Regions from separate parts of the Homo sapiens genome. Here region 1 is linked to region 2. Evidence: read pairs that join two places in POLR2A ChIA-PET (ENCODE). Cell type or tissue: PC-9. All regions are shown on one strand.

Region 1 (2,500 bases), 240 kb after region 2:
TTTGCCTTTTTAGATTCTTAGTGGAGACACTCTCTTGAAAACGAAAGTCAGATTAACGAAAGAGAAAAGCAGAAGTTTACTAACCTTGCTGTACCCATCACACGGGAGAGGCCTTAGTTCAAAAGGATTTCCCTCTCAAGGCAGTGGCTTTGGGGTCTTGCTTAAATAGCACTAAAGAACTAAAAATCCTATGTAGTGACAAGACAAGAAAGAGAGTATCTTCAGGCTTCCAAAAGGTGGGAAAATGAGGGAAAGTAAACTAATGGGAAGAGTGAAGTCCACTCCTGGGTCCTCTGGCACTGCTGTCTCTGAGCTCTGTTTCTGAGCTGATAAAGATAGGAGGGCAGAGAATATCCCTGTGTTTTAACTTTAACTAAAATGCCCAGTATTTTAGAGAGGAATATTTTGATTTCCTTCAAATGCAAGCTCTTGATTTTATTCAGCTCATCACTTAAGGAGAGAGCCAGAGAGTCAATAATGCTAGTCAAATGGCATTTGATGCACTGGGATTTATGTAGCCCACTGGGAAAGGCACACTGAAATCGATTTTTCAATGTTTGTGACAAAACCGGTTCATGTCCTACAGGGCAATAAATCGGTGGATTATCTTTTCACTAGATGGGAATCATTTGCATCTCTACTGGACAAACATCTACAATATAACATGGAATGCCATAGAATCTGAGTCCTCAATAGTAAATGGCAGTCAAACAACGGCCCATCCTCCTGAAAAGTAGATCATCCTTGGGCAAGCCTGTGAAGCAAAGCTCCTGTATGACTCTGGAAACATTCTTTCATCCCCTTGGCTTTATTTCCAGATTTTGGATTCTTCTGGTCAACAGCACAAGCTTATAACACCCCTGCAAAAGCCACCCAAGTCACACATTCAGCTGTGGCTGCTCCACAGGGACAGGCATCTTTGCACATAAAATATCCCTAGAACTTGGAGGAAAACAGTTGCCATGCCAGTGGGGATTCTTCCCTGAATCTGTCTTAAGTGAGATACTTGTGCTCTCAAAATATTTTTGCTACATTTATGTGTCTTGTATCTCCAACTATGTTGCAAACTTTTTGATGGCAGGGTCCATGTCTTCTAAATCCATAGACATCTAGAAATATAGATCCTTTGAGATTTTTAGTTCAATGCCCCCATTTCTCAGATAGCCTGTGACCCAGCTTTATTAAGGGACCTGCCCAAAGCCAACTGACTAGGAGGTGCAGAACCAGGAGAAACAAAAGACTTTCAGATCCCTGCCCCATGTTCTGCCCAGCCTTGCTTCTCTACCCCCAGCACAGCTGTGAACACAGTATATATGGGTGAGACAGAAGGATAGAAGAATGGATAGACAAATGGTAGGATAGAAGGAAGAAAGAAAAAAGAAAGGAAGGGTGAAAGAAAGGATGGCAGGAAGGATGGATAGATAAATAAATGGGTAGAAAGATAGATAGATGGAAGGACGGATGGATGGATGCATGGATGGATGGATGGATGTAAAGAATTGACAGAAAGATGGAAAAAAGGAAGAGAGGGAGGGAAGGAGAGAGGGAGGGAAAAGTGAGCAGATGGATGGATGTGTGGATGGATGCTGAAAATAGATTATCCTTTTTCTCTTTGATGAAGAAAAGAACTTGTGACCACTGGCACAATTATTCACTTTGCTCGTGGGAGATGAAAAATCAATTCTAGCTTTGCAAAATCTCTTCCCCAGTGTCCCATGCCTGCATTTTTTCTTTTATTTTAAAAGTAATGCATGTTCAATTTTTACTTTTAAAATGAATTTTATTGTGCATATTTGAGGTTTATAACATGATATTACAGGATGATATAGACACACAGAAACATATAGAAACAAGCAGACTGAACAATGGTTACTATGGTGAAACAGATGATCACATCTATCATCTCACATAGTTCCTTTTTTTTTTCTGATAAGACCAGCTAAAATCTACTTATTTACAAAAATCCCTAGTACTGCTTCTGCGTTTTTGTTAGGGACAGTCAGCTCCTCAGGGGTTGGGGGCAATGGTGAGAACTTCATCTTTGGCAGTGGTTCTCTCCCGAGGCTACACGTTGAAATTTCCTGATCCCAGATTTCCTCCTCAGACCAATCCCATCAGAACCCCTAGGAACTGGGCCCTGGATCACAGTTGTTTCCCAGCTCCTTGGGGTAATACTCCCTGACAACTGCAGTGGGAGTGTGAGAAGTCAGCGTGAGGGGCGCGGCCCCAGGTCTTCCTCTTAATAGGAAGAGCCACCTTGCAGGGAGCCACTGAGACTTCACAGCTGGGTTCTACTCTCTGGGGCTCAGAATTAACCCATCAGCTAAAATGCCTTTCAGCAGGCCCCCTTGGGTGAGTGGAGAAAGCCAGACCTCTCCTCTCCAGGGGAGTGAGTAGCAGACTATTCAATGGCCTTTGCTAGAAGTCAGTTTCCCAGATGGTAGCAACTGGCATTGCCTCCTAAGGCCAGAGCAATGGGCATCCTGCTGGCAGCCCCTGA
Region 2 (2,500 bases):
CAGGATTATGCTGAGCATTAAACTAAACACAGATGGCAAACACCTAGCCAGGATCCGGCTCCATGGGGGTGGGTGTTCAGTGTTAATTCTCCTTCATTCTTTAATTCTCCATCCACTTCTTTTTTCCTTCACCTTTTTATCCCTCATCCCCTCTACCCCCTAAATTTGACCCCAGATTTTTAAACTCTTATTTTAATGAATCTGTGCTTACACATAATATACTTTCTCTTATAAGCGGCCTCGAATCTTTTTAGAGATATATGTTGCTTAAACACGTAATAGCCATGCTCTACAAGTTAAAGGAATACTGAATAATGGACACAGAATTTAGAGATAAGGTTTAGAAATGTCACCCTTGGCCAGGTGCGGTGGCTCACACCTGTAATCCCAGCACTTTGGGAGGCCGAGGCAGGCAGATCACCTGAGGTCAGGAGTTCGAGATCAGCCTGGCCAACATGGTGAAACCCCATCTCTACTAAAAATACAAAAACTAGCCAGGCTTGGTGGCGCGTGCCTGTAATCCCAGCTACTTAGGAGGCTGAGGCAGAAGAATCATTTGAACCCGGGAGGCAGAGGTTGCAGTGAGGTCATGCAAGACCCCAGCTCAAAAAAAAAAACCAAAAACAAAAGAATTGTCACCCTCTACTATAAAGCCAAAAGAGCCAACAAAATGAATGACATTAGCCATCTGTGGTGATCTTTCCAGGAAAGAACTCAAGTCTGATGATTTAGAAAGTAGCTAATGAGAGGAGTTATGTCTCAAATTACATAGACGAGCCTAACGAAAATCAGAAAGATCAGTGCAAAAAAAAAAAAAAAAAAAACTAAAGGAATATAAGGTGAACTGTAATCCAATTAAATATAATACGTCTATCTCATGAAATCATTTTGCTGACTGATTACTAAAGAATGTTGAAAGTCAGATGTATTAGTCAGGATCCAATTAGAACGCAGAAACTACATAAGCTTTTTGAACAGAAGGGCTTTAATATAAATTGTTAACTGGGTAGAAAGTCAGTAACCAGGTAACTGGGTAGAAAAAGGAAAATTCTAGATATCAGGGAAGTAGCAACGACAGGAAGCAGCCACCACCCCTAGGCCTGAGGGAACCGGTTAGACTTAACCTTAGAAGCGTAGCCAAAGGGCCCTGAGGTAGAGACTTCCTTGGAGGAGTGGTGGGATCTGCAGGGAGTGTGGACGATGAGGCTGGCTGGCCAGTGCTGGGATAACTGAAGACTGAATTCAACAGCTACAGCTGGGGCAACAGGAAGCCAACAGGAAGGACCAAAGCCCCATCTTGCTGGTGCTTCTACCGCCTCCTGCTGATGGAGGTGGCCCGGAAGCCACTGGCAAAGCAGCTGGGATGTGCGGTCCTAGCTCCAACACTGCAGAACAGAGCACAGAGTCTGGAGCTGAAACAATAATTTCATAAATTACATGTTGGGATTTTTGAAAAATCAATCTCCATCACTACCCTAAGGAGAGGGTATTGATTCTATACACAGAAAGATCCCCAGAACGAGAAGGCCGATGCATCAAGATTCCTCAGACAGATGGAAATAGGCCAATAGAAAAGGTGGCCGATAGAAAATAGATAGAAATAGGCCGATAGAAAAGGTTTGCTGAGGACCGGGCACAATGGCTCACACCTGTAATCCCAGCACTTTGGGAGGCCAAGGTGGCCGTATCACAAGGTCAGGAGATCAAGACCATCCTGGCCAACACGGTGAAACCCTGTCTCTACTAAAAAAAAAAAAAATACAAAAAATTAGTATGTGGTGACACACACCTGTAATCCCAGCTACTTGGGAGGCTGAGGCAGGAGAATAGATTGAACCCAGGAGGCGGAGGCTGCAGTGAGCTGAGATCGTGCCACTGTACTCCAGCCTGGGCAACAGAGATTCCGTCTCAAAAAAAAAAAGAAAGAAAGAAACAAACAAAAGAAAAGGTCTGCGGAGTACACACACCCCAGGAGTGCTGGCTTTCTCAGCGAGGCACAGTTCTCATCAATTAATGAACTGTCATTCTTAGCAGTATCTTACAATTCTGATGCATGTAAACCCCAATCCCCCATTGATAACTCCTAGATGGAACTAATAACATTGAGTTTCCAAACCTATAAAACCAAGAGTGATGCCTTAGACCCATGATCATTCTCTCTCTCAAAGCTAAGTCTGAGATAGCCCAAGGGTCTCTCTCTTACTTTAACTCATATTTAATTACCTGTGATTTACACACTAGAAAATAAGATCTTTTGAAGAAAATAATAAGCTTCAACTATTTCTGCAAACGTGTTACACATACACAACCGCACAGAAAAACACAGATAGAAACCTTCAACTTCTTCCTGGATCAACTTACCACATTCCTAAGTTCTGACCAGCTTATTTGCCAACAGAAAATTCGAGTCCAGGAACTTTGGGAACCTCAGAAGCACCAGCCCTCCCCACCCCTCCTTCCCTTCCCATTCTTCACCTCCACACACACAACCGTTATTTCT

The links. ChIA-PET counts read pairs that join two places held together with the same protein. Peaks named below come from ENCODE experiments on the same cell type or tissue, not always from the same donor. Only the 100,000 strongest peaks of a DNase experiment are listed, where the experiment ranks them.
Region 1: POLR2A ChIA-PET joins it to region 2 with 12 read pairs; 4 of 35 experiments call an interaction of 5 or more read pairs at or near these places.

The regions. Positions count from the first base shown.
Region 1 is chr1:229,853,763-229,856,262 of GRCh38, reverse strand. All of the region lies in intron 1 of LOC105373162 (a long non-coding RNA gene), which reads left to right. Among named protein-coding and RNA genes, the nearest start is that of LINC01682, 31 kb to the left of the region's middle. In PC-9, no CTCF peak of the experiment used is centred here; no DNase peak of the experiment used is centred here; H3K27me3 peaks cover 1,194 bases.
Region 2 is chr1:230,090,501-230,093,000 of GRCh38, reverse strand. The region is part of intron 1 of GALNT2 (polypeptide N-acetylgalactosaminyltransferase 2); the gene reads right to left. Among named protein-coding and RNA genes, the nearest start is that of GALNT2, 25 kb to the right of the region's middle. In PC-9, no CTCF peak of the experiment used is centred here; DNase peaks (open chromatin) are centred at 990 and 2,370; H3K4me3 peaks cover 1,099 bases; H3K27ac peaks cover 2,500 bases.